Regions from separate parts of the Homo sapiens genome. Here region 2 is linked to region 1. Evidence: read pairs that join two places in POLR2A ChIA-PET (ENCODE). Cell type or tissue: PC-9. All regions are shown on one strand.

The links. Peaks named below come from ENCODE experiments on the same cell type or tissue, not always from the same donor. Only the 100,000 strongest peaks of a DNase experiment are listed, where the experiment ranks them.
Region 2: POLR2A ChIA-PET joins it to region 1 with 11 read pairs; 5 of 35 experiments call an interaction of 5 or more read pairs at or near these places.

The regions. Positions count from the first base shown.
Region 1 is chr17:50,880,372-50,888,371 of GRCh38, reverse strand. LOC105371825 (a long non-coding RNA gene) reads left to right here. Exons shown (of 3, transcript XR_001752940.2): 3 at 1-1,568. Among named protein-coding and RNA genes, the nearest start is that of TOB1-AS1, 18 kb to the right of the region's middle. RefSeq lists enhancers at 2,638-3,166, 3,167-3,695. In PC-9, no CTCF peak of the experiment used is centred here; DNase peaks (open chromatin) are centred at 3,701, 4,271 and 5,371; H3K4me3 peaks cover 405 bases; H3K27ac peaks cover 3,403 bases.
Region 2 is chr17:51,025,887-51,033,886 of GRCh38, reverse strand. SPAG9 (sperm associated antigen 9) reads left to right here. Exons shown (of 30, transcript NM_001130528.3): 6 at 2,165-2,206. Among named protein-coding and RNA genes, the nearest start is that of SPAG9, 91 kb to the left of the region's middle. In PC-9, no CTCF peak of the experiment used is centred here; no DNase peak of the experiment used is centred here.

The sequences.
Region 1 (8,000 bases):
AGTGGGCACCTTTGCTGTCCTTCTGGGAATTCTCCCAGTCACTAGTGAGGGTGATAGCTTTCCCACTTCTGGCCCAACCTGCTCCCACTCCATTCCAGGGCCCCCTGGGTCATCTCCCACTTACAGCCCTCCTCTCGCCTTTGGGATCTGACACCTGAACTCGCTTTCTGCAGTTTGCCCTTTGGCATTCTTCAAGGGCTTTGGCTGATCCTGCCTTCTGGCTGCTCCTGCTCCTCCTGCCTGATCCCCACCTCTGGACCCCAGCCTGGGCTGTCCTCAACTGTCTGGAAACTACTCAGAATGTTAGATCTTGAATCACCTCTTGCAGCCACCACAGTGTGGACTCAATCCTTTTTCCATTCATGTTCTCCTGTTCTGCAACTGGGCTGAAATGACTGCATGGCGATGAGGGAGAGAAGACTGAGTCTCAAGTGGGGACGCAATTTGTGGAAAACAATAGGCCCCAGGGCAAGGAGCGAAATGGGCAATTAGCCCAGGTCTGTGTTGAAGTCAGTCTCTTGGACTTACCTGGAAGCTCTCTAAGGCAGGGATATATTCAGATCATCTTTTCATTTTTTTATTTCCTTCCTCCTCCCAACTCTCCATGTTCACCCCTCCCCAAAAAAACTAGTAAAGCTCATTTGCAATATATTTGTTGCTTTGAATTTTTTTTTTTATTTATTATTATTATTTTGAGACACAGTCTCACTCTGTCACCCAGGCTGGAGTGCAGTGGCACGATCTCGGCTCACTGCAAGCTCCGCTCCCCCCTCCCCCACACCTCCCTCAAAGAGGTTTCAGTGTGACAAGGAAGAGGTCACACACACCCAGGGAGCTAGAAGTAACGCAGAAAATACAGACTGCTTCAAGAAAAGTACGAAGGCTGGGCTAAACTGGTTTCACTTCCAAGTGATTGGGTGATGGCCCCTATGGGTCAGCCTGGCCTGAAAAAGAAATCTCCCCATTGGGGCTCCAGCTTGTCCCATTCAGCCCTTAACACAGCTCTGAGCTGAGGCAGGAGTCAGCATCACCAGCACTTTTTGTTTTACAGGGTTTTTTCCCTTCAATTCTCCATTTGTCTTGGTCTGCAGGTGCTCTTCTCCCTGACCCTCCTTTCATATTCATCCTAAATGACAAGACCTTTCCTTAAAAACAAGCATCTTCTCCTCCCATGGCAAGACAAGGCTGCCCTTTGTGTGTTGTTTTCATTAATTTGTTGATACTTGTTTTCAAGCTACATTTTATTGGACTTGTGCTTACTTTGCTGAAGCACAAAGGTTGTTTAAGCAGAAGGGCACAAGAAAGTGGAAAACTCCTGACCTCAAGTGATCCACCCACCTCGGCCTCCCAAAGTGCTGAGATTACAGGCGTGAGCCACCACACCCGATCACGGGTCTTCCTGCTTCTGTGATCACCTTCTCATAACCTTGAGACCACTGCACATTGATGAAGTTCAGTTAATCTACAATGACTGTAGCCATCTGAGTGACCCCAGGTGAGACCAATAGAACTGTCGAACTAGCCAACGCACAGCATTGTGAGAAACAATAAATCATTGTTTTAAGCCATTATGTTTTGTGGTGGTTTGTTACAAACACATAACTAAAACAACCTCAAAATCTGGATAATATGTTAGGGCCTGCCTGGAAAGCTGGCTGCCCCCCTGCTCTTCCTCGGCCCATCGTGGGAACTCTTGGCTATAAACAAATCTTCCCGGAGTGGATAAGTGGTCAGGATTTAAGGTGGTATTCTTCCCAGGTGCTCGTGCAACTTCAAAAAAATAAAATTCTAAGAATGGGATTTCAGGCCCTTATCAAGGACATATTTATGGCCAGGGACCCTCCTGCCTGCTCTTCAGAAACCACATCTTGGCTTCTTCCTTCAATAGCTTCCAGCCACCTGTTAAAGATCTGCCTTTCCCAGATGAGAAGGCAGGTCTAATTCAGAGGAGATTGAGCTGGTTGATAATGCAGAAGAAATTTCAAGGCGACTCTGAAGCACATCTAGGCTTCCTTGTAGCCAAACCAAACGAAATAATCTCAAACCCCAAAATATTACAGGAAAAAAAATAAAATCAAGTATTGCAAAGATGACAAAATGTTGGGTCGGGCATTATAGATCATGCATTATATATAGCAGTTACCTACAGATAGTAAAAAGTCACACCTGTAATCCCAGCACTTTGGGAGGCCGAGGCGGGTAGATCACTTACGGTCAGGAGTTTGAGACCAGCCTGGCCAACATGGTGAAACCCTTTCTTTACTAAAAATACAAAAATTAGCTGGGCATGGTGGCACGCGCCTGTAGTCCCAGCTACTGGGGAGGCTGAGGCAGGAGAATCACTTGAACCCAGAGGTGGAGGTTAAAGTGAGCCGAGATGGTGCCACTGCACTTCAGCCTGGGTAACAGAGTGGGACTCCATCTCAAAAAAAAAAAAAAAAAAAAAAAAAAAAGCAGATGGATTCCAATAGAATTTGACCTCTTCTGAGGTCTTTACATTGTTCTGAAAGGGTCTGTTTGTGTCCATTTCCCTAACTAGACTGTAAGTCTCTTGAAAACAGGGATCATATCATAAAGTATTCATTGGCTGGGCAAGGTGCCTCACACCTATAATCCCAGTATTTGGGAGGCCAATATGGGAGGATCAGTTGAAGCCAGGAGTTCGAGACCAGCCTGGGCAACAAAGTGAGACTGACTATTCTCTATTTTAAAAAAAGAAAAATTTTCATCTTTATGACTCTAGAGCCTAGCACATTAGCACAGGGCTTTGCACAGAGCTGGCACTCAATGAATGCTGTTGAGATAAAGCACAATTTAAGCCCAAAGAGCAGGGTGGGGAGCTTAGAAGTCAATAGGTCCTATGGTTTTGAAATTCTGAAAGATTTGAAATATCAGAGGAGGCAGGAGAGCAGGGGTCTAAGCCCATGGGAAGTGCTGGCCTAGTCTGGTGGGCTCTTGTCTCCCTCAGCCTCACCTCAGGCCAGGAGTTTGTGCCTTCACCTGGGACACTGGTGACGTCAAGGCAGCTGCGAATCCTGAGTGCAGTGCCACCCTGAGCTCCTGTGACCCAGCAACCTCTGCTCAGAGAGAGGAGCCTTTGCCTGGCTTTGGGCAAAATGGAACCTGTCTGTGCCTCAAACCTGGAGCTCTGAAGGCTGAGGACTTCCAACCCCTCAAGTGTACCAAGGCAAAGCAAACAGCTCAGAAGCAGCGCAGGGAGGTGGCACACCCCCAGACACTTGTCAGCTGTGCCGTCAACTCGTCATTCTCACTGATGGGTGCCTGCTCCCTCAAATCCTCCCTCCAGCATCCACCTTTGAGGCTGGGGTCCCGGGTGCTTCAGGGGCTCCCAGACCCCTGCTGGGTGAGTGTGGTGGCCCTGAGGAGTGTGTCTCCCTTTTCTACAACTCTAGCTCTGCCCTATACATCTGGGGACAGGGCCAAGAAAGGGGTCCGTTGAGTCAAATGGACCCAACAAGTCCTGGTCACGGCCTTTCCAACCAGAAGCACCTGCCTGGCCCCTGGAGACCTTGCTCCCTATCTCCAGGAGGAAGGAAAGCAGGGGAGAGGTGGAAAGAGGAAGGGGGTGGGGAAAGATTGCCTAACACACTTTCCCAGGTTCCCCCACTACCTACACAAGGTTCAGTCCTTATTTTGGTATGCAGAGCTCCTCCCAGGCTGAGCTCACCCACAATCGCAGCCTTATCTCTGCCTCTCCCTACTCTGACCTGACAACCATGGGAGTCTGCCTCACACTTGTGTAGGGGCTGAGTCTGGAATGTCATTTTCCTTTCCCTGCCCATGAAGCAACACTCTCCCTTCAAGGCTTCTTTAGGCTCTGCCCTGCCTTCCCCACCTCCCAGGCAAAGACAGCTTCCCAAAACCTCACAGCAACTGTTGCCCCTACCACGATCTGTCTGGTAATACAGCAGGATCACTCATTCATTCATTCACTCACTCATTCATTAAGTCCTGTATGAACCAGGCTCTGTGCTGGGGTCCCAGGATACTGCAAGGAACAAAGTAGACACAGATCCTATCCCTTTCGACTGCATTGCTCAGCGGTGGAGACAGCTACTGAATAAATAGCTGCATAGGAACTATGGGAGCAAAAAGCTGAGGGTTTGCTGTAATAGGACTGGGGCAGCTTCCCCTGAAGAAGGGAAATAAAAGCCAAATGCTAAGCTCACTAGGGATGAATGAGGTGAGAGGAGTAAGTGAGAGGCTGCAGGCAGGACTAGCAGAAGGCCCTGAAGTGGGAGGGAACCTGGTGTATTTGAGGAAGTAAGAGAGGGTGGAGGAAGGTTGGGCAAGCTCTGGCCTTCTGCTGGGTAGGCAGGCAGGCAGCAGATCCTCGAGGGTCTGTAGACTGCAGTGAGGGCTTTGGTCCTCACCCTAAAAGTCATGGGAGACACTGATAGGTTTACCCCAGTGGGTGCAGGGTGACGGGAACATGACTGATTTGCATTTTTTTTTTTTTTTGAGAAGGAGTCTCGCTCTATTGCCCAGGCTGGAGTGCAGTGGCACCATCTTGGCTCACTGCAACATCTGCCTCCCGGGTTCAAGCAATTCTCGTGCATCAGCCTCCTGAGTAGCTGGGACTACAGGCGTGCACCACCATACCTGGCTAATTTTTGTATTTTCAGTAGAGACAGGGTTTCACCATGTTGGCCAGGCTGGCCTCAAACTCCTAACCTCAAGTGATCCGCCCACCTCAGCCTCCCAAAGTGCTGGGATTACAGGCATGAGCCACCGCGCCTGGACTGCATTTTTTTTTTTTTTCTAATACAGAGTCTTCCTCTGTCTCCCAAGCTGGAGTGCAGTGGTGCGATCATAGCTCACTGAAGCCTCAAACCCCTGGGCTTAAGTGGTCCTCCTGCCTCAGCCTTCCAATTACCTGGAACTACAGGTGCACGCCACCACAGCTGGCTAATTTATTTATATATATATATATATATATATATATATATATATATATATATATATATATATTTTTTTTTTTTTTTTTTTTTTTTTTTTTTTTTGTAGAGACAGGATCCTGCTACGTTGCCTAGGCTTGATTTGCATTTTTAAAAGATCCATCCCTTGTTTGTGGGGTGGAGAAGGTGTTAGCAATGAAGGCAGGAGTCAAGGCAGGGAAACCAGTAGGCGGCTGGCGTGGTGGTCCAGGGAGGAGGTGCTCATGGCCTGCAGGGTGGCGAACGGACAAGATCAATAGGTAGGAGGTCAGGCGGATGGGTCCAGTGGCAGCTTGAAATTAGGGACAGAGTGAGCAAAAGGGGGTGTCTCAGAAGACTCCTGGGTTTCTGGCTTGGGAAGTGTCTGTCCCACTAGCCTGGGGCTTACTCAGCCTCCTATTCTCCTGCACCCAGTAGAGTAGTCCTGTGAGCGATGCTTATGGAATGGGAATCCAGACGCAGGGAAACAGGACAAAAGGGCTAACTCTCTATTAGGGAGTATGTTAGGATTGAATTAAAGCCATTTTAGCCAACCATTTACAGAGTTCTTATAATAAATAGGTATTTCAGAATGCACAAAAATCAGATCTCTGTTCACAGAAGAGGTCTAGTGAAAAAAAAAAAACAGATCTCTTCCAATGTGATAAATTAATGCTTTTGGAATGTAGGGCAGATAGGTGTGGTGTGTGCATTCTGTTCTCATTTTTGTGAGAGATAATAAAGGAAGCTTTTGGAAACAAACACTACATAAACAAAGAAGTGAGCCCCAAATATAAAGATGATATATGTATATATTCAAATTGTACAAAAAGTATGTATAATATATAAATATAATAAATGTTAAAATGTATTTAATATTTTATTTTAGGCCAGGTATGGTGGCTCACACCTATAATCTCAGCACTTTGGGAGACCAAGATGGGAGGATTGCTCGAGCCCAAGAGTTCAAACCAGCCTGAGCAATATAGAAAAAAAAAAAATTAGCCAGGCATGGAGGACTAGACTTACCTCTAGTCCCAGTTACTCACGAGGCTGAGGCAGGAGGATCACTTGAGTCCAGGAGACTGAGGCTGCAGTGAGCCATGATCATGCCACTGCACTCCAGCCTGGGTGACAGAGTGAGACCTTGTCTCAAAAACAAAAAACAAAACAAAAAACATTTCTTTTTAATTGCAAAGGTAACTGACCACTGTGGAAAATCCAAGCAACATATGAAGAGAGGAGTCAAAAGTGAAGTGTCCCTTCACTCACCCGCAGAGCTACACCTCGCTAAATGTAACTACTTTCTCCTATGCACCAAAACATGTTTTCTACTTTCTTTCTTTTTCTTTTTTTTTTTTTTTTTGAGACAGAGTCTCGGTCTGTCGCCCAGGCTGGAGTGCAGTGGTGCGATCTCAGCTCACTGCAAGCTCCCATTCCTGGGTTCACGCCATTCTCCCGCCTCATCCTCTCGAGTAGCTGGGACTACAGGCACCCACCACCACACCTGGCTAATTTTGTTTTTGTATTTTTAGTAGAGACGGGGTTTCACCGTGTTAGCCAGGATGGTCTCAATCTCCTGACCTCGTGATCCGCCCGCCTCGGCCTCCCAAAGTGTTGGGATTACAGGAGTGAGCCACTGCGCCTGGCCTACTTTTTTTCTTTTTAGAGGCAGGGTCTTGCTCTGTCACCTAGGCTGGAGTACAGTGGTGCAATCATACTTCACTGTAACCTTGAATTCCTGGGCTCAGTAGATCCTTCTACCTCAGCCACCCAAGTAGCTGTGACTGCAAGTGCACGCCACCACCCCTGTTTTTTGTTTGCTTGTTTTTGTTCTTACAATCTATCTAACCAGATGGATTAAAAAAAAATATTTGTAGAGACACGGCTTCATTGTGTTGCCCAGGCTGGTCTCGAACTCCTGGCCTCAAGCAATTCTCCCTCTCATCCTCCCCAAGGGCTGGATTGCAGGTATGAGCCACTGCACTCAGCCTACTTTTAATAAAGGTGAGATTACTCTTTTTCTGTGGCTTTCTTATCTTCCAAGGATATCATATCATGTGGTTAAGCCATAGGCTCTACAGCAAAATGGTTGAGGTTCAAATCTCAGCTCTGCCACTTACTGGCTGTGTGCTTTCATATGAGGCCCAGTGCATACCCCACTGTGCCTCAGTTCCCTCATCTATAAAATAGCATTAATTATGGTATCTTCTTCATAGGGTTTTTGTGAAGATTTAAATGTAAAGCAGGAAGAACAATACCTGGTACATAGTATCTTCTCCATCTATATGAATTCAACTCACCAACAGCCACAAAGTACAAGATACATCAAAATTATTCAACCATATTAAAAAATATTATTCTTCTAGGCCGAGTGCAGTGGCTCATGCCTGTAATCCCACCACTTTGGGAGGCTGGGGGAGGGGGGGTAGATCACCTGAAGTCAGGAGTTCGAGACCAGCCTGGCCAACATGATGAAATCCCGTCTCTACTAAAAATGCAAAAATTAGCCAGGCATGGTGGTACATGCCTGTAATCCCAGCTACTTGGGAGGCCGAGGCAGAAGAATTGCTTGAACCCAGGAGATGGAGGTTGCAGTGAGCTGAGATTGTGCCACTGCACTCCAGCTTGGGCAACAGAGCAAGACTCTGTCTAAAAAAAAATATATATATATATATAAAATATGTATATATTATATATATATAATATATAATATATAATATATATAATATATAATATATAATTTATATATTTATATATAAATTATATATAATTTATATATATTTATATGTATAAATATATATATAATATATATAAATTATATATTATTTATATATAATATATATATAATATATTTATATATAAATTATATATAATTTATATATATTCTTTTATATATATGAATATATATATTCTTATATATATATGAATATATATATATATATTTTTTCTTATTCTTATTATTTTGAGACAGGGTCTCGTTCTGTCACCCAGGCTGAGGGAAGTGGGGCAATCACAGCTCACTGTAGCCTTGACCTCTCGGGCTCAAGTGATCCTCCCACC
Region 2 (8,000 bases), 150 kb before region 1:
ACATAGGTATTTATTAATACTTACATTTACTGTTTAAACAGACTTTTAGAATAGGAGAAGTTGTTTAACATTTTCTACTGAAAAAATTACCTTTTTCACTCAAAAAAATTTATTGATGCTCACTGTGTTAGGCACAATGCCATGTACTAGAAATGTTGTTAAGGTGCTCAGAGGTCCAAATATTTTCTAAAAGAGGCCTTTATAATTTCTTTTAAAAAGTTATTTTACTACTCAGGAGGCTGAGGTGAGAAGACTGCTTGAAGCCACGAATTCCAGGTTGCAGTTCACTGTAATGGTACCTGTGAATAGCCACGGCACTTCAGCCTGGGCAATATCGCAAGATCCTGTGTCTAAAAAATTATATTAATTCAGTTTCACAATTTTTAGTAATACTGAAGAATGTGGAGTAGGAATGGGAAGTTTCTTCAACCCTAAATTTCATTTTTTCCCCCAGTCATTGTAAATAGTTGATGTATCCTTGGCCTTTTTCTTTACAGGTGCACATAGATATAATATCTTTTTAAGATAAGTGGGTTTATAAGTGTTTTCCTGCTGCTTGCTTTTTTTTTTTTTTTTCATTTAATGACATAGCTTGACAATCTTTCTACTTTTATATAGAGAGAGCTACCCAAGTTTTTACCTAGTTTTTGATGAAGAGAATGATTAAAGATGATGAGAATCTAGAATCAAAGATCTTATAAATAAACATTAAGTGCTCTTACCACCAAAAAAAGTATGACGTGCTAGATATGTTTATTGGCTTGACTGTGGTGATTGTTTCACAATGTGTATTAAAAAAATCACCTTAACTATATGCTGTATTTGTCAGTTATATCTCAATAAAGCTAGGGGAAAAAAAAAAACCACATCTGTTAAAGAAGAGGCAGTCTGATTCCTACAAAGTGAATCATGCCTTGTTAATCTGTGTATTTTGTATTTTTTATTTTTTTTTGAGATGGAGTTTCGCTCTTGTTGCCCAGGATGTAGTGCAATGGCGTGATCTCGGCTCACTGCAACCTCCTCCTCCTGGGTTCAAGCGATTCTCCTGCCTCAGCCTCCAGAGCAGCTGGGATTACAGGAGCCCGCCACAACGCCCAGCTAGTTTTGTATTTTTAGTAGAGACAAGTTTCTCCATGTTGGTCAGGCTGGCCTTGGACTCCCGACCTCAGGTGATCCACCTGCCTTAGCCTCCCAAAGTGCTGGGATTACAGGTGTGTGCCACTGCGGCCGGCCTAATCTGTGTATTTTTAAGGGCATAACTGAGAGCTAGCAGCCTTTCAAAAAGACTTTGATGAATTTCCAGACCAAGAGTATTTGAAACTGTTGCTTTGTATTTAAGAGAAACACATCCGTCTCATAGAGGGAAAATGTATAGATAGAAATAAAGAATATGAATAAATAGATTTTTATGAAAAAGGATTTGGGACTGGGCACATGGCTCATGCCTGTAATCCCAGCACTTTGGGAGGCCAAGGAAGATGGATCACTTGAGCCCAGGAGTTCAAGACCAGCCTGGGCAACAAGGCGATACCAAATCTCTACTAAAAATACAAAAATTTATCCAGGCATGGTGGGGTACACTTGTAGTCCCAGCTACTTGGGAGGCTGAGGTGGGAGAATCACCTGAATCCTGCGAAGTTGAGGCTGCAGCAAGCCGTGATCGTGTCACTGCACTCCAGCCTGGACGACAGGAGTGAGACCGTGTCTCAAAAAAAATAAGAAAAAGGATTTGGATTTTGGTGATCCTTTGATCATTAGTGTTATCTAACTAATTCAGAAATGATAGAAGGAGGTGTGATAAACATTTCTGAGTATGCTGCACTGGATTATTAGCATGTTAAATAGTCAAAGGGACTGGAATAAACATCAGGAAGATTTCATAAAGTGGTGTAAGTAGAAAAAAAAGGTTAAACAATGAGCTGCATGTTGATAAGTATAAGACACTGATCCAAGTGGTGGCTTCTGAACCATGATATTACTTAAACTAGAGTGTTAAGGTCAGCTTAAGTCAAAATAAAACAAAGCTTCCAAACCCTCATTTTAAACACAGTAGATAATAGATGAATCTTGTATCTTGGGAGATAGTACAAGCCAAAGTTACAGCTGTGTTAAAACCTAGTAAACACATAATTTTTTTCTCTTTTATAATCTTCCCTCTTCCTAGGTCAGCAATAGTCCTGAACCTCAGAAGGCTGTAGAACAGGAGGTGAGAATGGTGCTTCTTAACATTTTGCAAAAAGTATACTAAAGTGATTAACTATTGATTACTTCCTCAACTGCTATTCTCAAGACATCAGATGCTCAGCTTGGAAGACTATTGTTGTAATTCACTGAAATATAAAAGAAAATTATTTCCACTGTAGTGGTTGTCAGGGCTTTACTGCAATCTGTAATTTATTCCTTCCCCAAAGTAAGCATTTTTAAATAAAGGAAAGAAAATATAAGTAAATTCTGTGAAATTCAGCCTGTTTGCATTTATCCAGCTCTATGTAATGGTATACTTTCCAGAAATACCTTCTTCAGGGCATAATGTATGTAACTTGTATTTGTCCTGAATGTGGCCTAGTGTGTCATCTTACAGTGGACTGCTTCCTTAGTTTAATAGAGTTCTTCATCTCCAGTCAGGGCACCATCCAGCTTTATTCATCAAACATCTGTTAAGAGCCTACTACAGGCCAGGTGTGGTGGCTCATGCCTGAAATCCCAGCACTCTGCCCAGGCAGGCGGATCACTTGGTCAGGAGTAGGAGTTCAAGACCAGCATGGCCAGTATGGTGAAATCTTGTCTCTACTAAAAATACAAAAATCAGCCAGGCATGGTGGCAGACACCTGTAATCCCAGGTACTTAGGAGTCTGAGGCAGGAGAATTGCTTGAACCCGGGAGGTGGAGGTTGCAGTGAGCTAAGATGGTGCCACTGCCTTCCAGCCTGGGCAACACAGCGAGACTCCATCTCAAAAAAAAAAAAAAAAAAAGCCTGCTACATGTCAGGCTTGATATGCTGGGCACTGGGGATAACAGGATATCTGTGACTTTCTCCTACGTGCTAGGTCAGGGGTTGACCTGGGTCCATGGAAGCCCTCTAGCATCAACAGTGAAACAGTATCCTCTTCCTTTGAAATATACTCAGAGTTAGGACATTCATACCTTTCCTTTAATAATTTGAATTCTCTTGAAGCTACCATTCTGTTTACACTTAGATGGATTTTACCTAAATGTGAGTATCTAGAGTTAAGGTTTTTAGTGTTTCCTTTGGGTCACAGACTCTTAGGAGTCAAATTATTTGAAACTCTCCAGAAGAATGTATGTACACACCATTTTGTAACTCTTTTATGCCACATAGCTGTAAATCAAAAGAGTTTTAAGAACCAATGCTTTAGAGACTTACTTTTACTTGGGGAGAAAGAAATGTAGGTATAAAAGTATATTTGTGTTAATAGTGAGGGATCCTATGTGGGGCTAGTTACTTGTTTGTAGTTTTGTCTTTATTTTCATTTGGCTTAAAACCCTCAAATCTAAGAGACAAACTTAGGTAGCAGAGTTGCTTGCCTTTATATGACTTATTTCAGAAGTTAGGCTACTCAGGAAAACACTACATTGGCATGTAGTGTCTGTAAGTTGAACTGAATGGGATAATTCATTTTCTCTAGTTGTAAACATAGTTTATAGTCTGTTAGAAAATAGTTATGCTGCAATGCCAGATAATCCATGACATATATATTCTGTATAGCACTAAGCACATGGTGCATTTGGTAAATGGAACAACTGAAAATATTTTGAAGAGCTTATAGACTTTTAGCCTGATATTTAAAACCCATAAGAAAATGGCACAAAGACCAGATTGCTTTTACTGCAGTATCTCAAGTGAAACTGAAAGTAATGACGTTTATTTTGTGTGTGTGGTAAAAACACATAAAAATTACCATCTTATGACCTCTGATGTGGTCTCCACAGGGAGGAAAAAAATGACCATTTTAACCATTTTTAAGTATATAGTTCAATAGTGTAAGTATACAGTTCAATAGTGTTATGTATATTCATATTATTGTAAAACAGCACCAGAGCTTTTTCATCTTGCAAATCTAAAACTCTGCACTCATTAAATAATAACTTCCTTTCCAACTACTGTAGCCCCGGAAACTACCATTTTACTTTATGTTTCTATGAATTTGATGTCACATATTAAATACCGCACATAAATAGAATTATGTAGTGTTTGTCTTTTTGAGACTGGCTTATTTCATTTAGCATAATGTCCTCAAGGTTCATTCATGTTATAGCATGTGACAGAATTCCCTTCCTTTTTAAGGCTGAGTAATATTTATTTGATTGTATGTGTACACCATATTTTGTTTATTTATTTGTTAATGGACATTTGGGTTGGTTTCACCTTATGGCTGTTACGAATAATGCTTTTGTGAATACATACCCAGAAGTGAGATTGCTGGATGATATGGTAGTTCTATTTTTAATGTTTTTAGGAACTTTCATACTGTTTTCCAGAGTGGTTGCATCATTTTACAATCCTACCAACAATGCACAAGTGTCTAATGTATTCACATCCTCTTTTTCTTGATAGTGGTCATCCTGATGGGGGCCAGGTGATGATATCTCATTGTGGTTTTGATTTGCATTTCTCCAGTGATTAGTGGTGTTGATCATCATTTTATATGCTTTTTGGCCATTTGTGTTACATCTATTTTTTTTCAAAGCACAATTTAAATATGCACAGACATGCCATTCTTTTATATGCACTTCCAAATCTTGTACTAGCTTTTTGTGAACATTCTCTAGTGACATGTACACCTATGATGTGGCAGTTCCCTAAAGGCTCTAAAGGGGAAAATGGGGCTATAAAATAAATATGTTAGAAAGAGACTTGATGACTGCGTAAGTCTCCATGTTTGCCACCACTCATGCCATTGAAAAAGATATCTTAATGATGTCAGACAATAGGATTTGATAGGCTAGTGGTCATTTGCAGTCAAGAGTATTAGCCAAAACAGCACAACCTGGCAAGTGACCTGTAAAGTCTAATATAAAATAGGAATTTGCAGTGTCAAGAAGCCACAGATTGAATGTGAAATGACAGCATGCAACTCCCCTGGAACTTTATGTTGAATGATTCATAATAAATGCTTTTCAATTAGGACCTCTTAAGAATTTTCCCTTGTTTGCATACATAGTCATGTGTCGCTTAACAACAGAGATACATTCTGAGAAATGTGTACTTAGGTGATTTTGTTGTAGGAACATCATAGAGTGAATTTACCCAAACCTAGACAGTATAGCTTACTACACACCTGAACTATATGGTATGGCCTGTTGCTCTTAGGCTGCAACCTGTGCAGCATGTACTGAATATTGTAGGCAGTTGTAACACAGTGGTAACTATTTTGTGTACCTAAACATAGAAAAGATACAGTAAAAATACAATATGAAAAATTTAAAATGGTATACCTCTATAGGGCACTTACCATGGATGGAGTTTGCAGGACTGCAAATGCTCTTGGTGAGTCAGTGAGTGAGCAGTGAGTGAATATGAAGGCCTAGAGCATTACTGGACATTACTGTAGACTTTATAAAATGCTGTCCACTTAAACTATACTACATTTATTTAATTTTTTTCTTCAATAATAAATTAACCTTAGCTTACTGTAACTTATTTACTTTATAAACTTTAAATTTTTTTACCTTTTTGATTTTTTTGTAATAATGTTTAGCTTAAAACACAAACACATTGTATAGCTCTATGAAAATATTTTCTTTATATCCTTATTCTATAAGCTTTTATCTATTTAAAAAAAATTTTTTTTTTTTTTGCTTTTTAAACTTTTTTGTTAAAAACCAAGACACACACATATTATTAGCCTTGGCCTACACAGGGTCAGGATCATCAATGTCAGTATCTTCCACCTCCACATCTTGTCCCACTGGAAAGTTTTCAGGAGCAATGACACACATGGAGCTATCACCTCCTATGATGACAGTGCCTTCTTCTAGAGTACTTCCTGAAGGACCTACCTGAGGCTGTTTTATAGTTAACTTTATTATTATTTTTAAGTAGAAGGAGGAGTATACTTTAAAATAACAATGAAAATTTTAGTAAATACATAAACCAGTGACATAATTGTTTATCATTATCAAGTATTATGTACTGTATAGAATTGCATGTACTATACTTTTATACACCTGGCAGTGCAATAGTTTTGTTAACACACTAGGGCATTGCACTGGGATATTATGACAGTTGCAACATCACTGGGCAACAAGAATTTTTCAGCTTCATTTTAATCTTATGGGACCACCACTATATATGCTGTATGCTGTCTATTATTGACCAAAATGTCATTATGCAGATGTGGCACATGATCGTATTATCTTATGAGTGTACTGTTGACCAAAAGTAGTATATTTTAATTTTTAACAGGTCAATGATTTTTTTTTTTTTTTTGAGACAAGGTCTTGCTCTGTTGTCCAGGCTGGAGCGCAGTGGTATGATCTTGGCTCACTGCAACCTCTTCCCCCTTCTGGATTCAAGTGATTCTCGTGCCTCAGCCGCCCAGGTAGCTGGGACTACAGGCATATGCCACTACACCCAGCTAATTTTTGTATTTTTAGTAGAGATGAGTTTTCACCATGTTGGCCAGGCTGGTCTCAAACTTCTGACCTCAAGTGATCCACCTGTCTTGGCCTCCCAAAGGGCTGTGATTACACACATGAGCCACTGTGCTTAGCCTCATTCTGTCTTTAGTTGGAGGCAGTTAGTGAGGTATAATGCAAGAATATTGTGCCCCTGGCCAAATACTTTGTCCGATTTCCCATCTAAGTGCTTTTCTGCTAATCTTAGAAGCTTTATGTCACCACTGCCTGGGATACCAAGAAGAAAGACCTCTTTCAAAAATGGTTTCCCGGCCGGGCGCAGTGGCTCACATCTCTAAACCCAGCACTTTGGGAGGCTGAGGCAGGCGGATCACCTGAGGTCAGGAGTTCGAGACCAGCCTGACCAACATGGAGAAACCTCGTCTCTACTAAAAATACAAAATTAGCTGGGCATGGTGGCGCATGCCTGTAATCCCAGCTACTCGGGAGGCTGAGGCAGGAGAATCACTTGAACCTGGGAGGCAGAGGTTGCGGTGAGCCAAGATTGCGCCATTGCACTACAGCCTGGGGCAACAAGAGCGAAACTTCGTCTCAAAAAAAAAAAAAAAAAAGAAAAGAAAAAGAAAAGGGCTCAACCCCTAAAATCAGAGCTTTTCCCTTCTCAGCTCTCATGCTGTATCTCTGGGATCTAGTTGTCAGAAATATAGCCCACACATTGGGCTATTTTAAAGAGTGTAAAATATTTTTATGTGGTAAGTATAAAAGGGAAGTAAGTTACATATAAGTAAATTTCATTTTATTTGGATAGCCTAGGATAAATTTAAAACATAATTTTCTTCTAAGTAGATCTAAATTAACCACTTCCTTGTAGCCTGAAACCTTGGGATTGCTGAGGTATCATGGTCCCTTTCCTGTTTTAGGTTCAGCTCTCTCCTGGTTATTTTTTTTTTTTTTTTTTTTTTTTTCTCTTTTCACCCCATGATATCTAGACTGTCTCCTGGTTATTTTATTTCATGCTCCCAGATCCACAAATGAATTTGGAAAGTAGGCCTTTGCCACACTTCATATGTTGTGAACTTTTAAATTACTAAATACAATTTTTTCTGAGGTGAAAATAACCTGCCTTTTGTGGGGAGTGGGGGACTGGAATAATAAGGAGGAAGAAGAAATAATTTCTCTATATTTAAGAGGTAAATGAGAATTCCAAGATTGACCTCAAATTATTTATTTTTGACATAGTTTCAAAGGCATATCACTTTCTCATATAGATGAACTCAATATTCTCTAGGGCTTTCTGAATCCGCCGTCTTAATGGGTTTTAAGTGCTTTCATCAACACTGTTTATCAGAAATACAGACTGTTTATTTTATATTTTTTAATGTGTGTTACGTTTGAAACT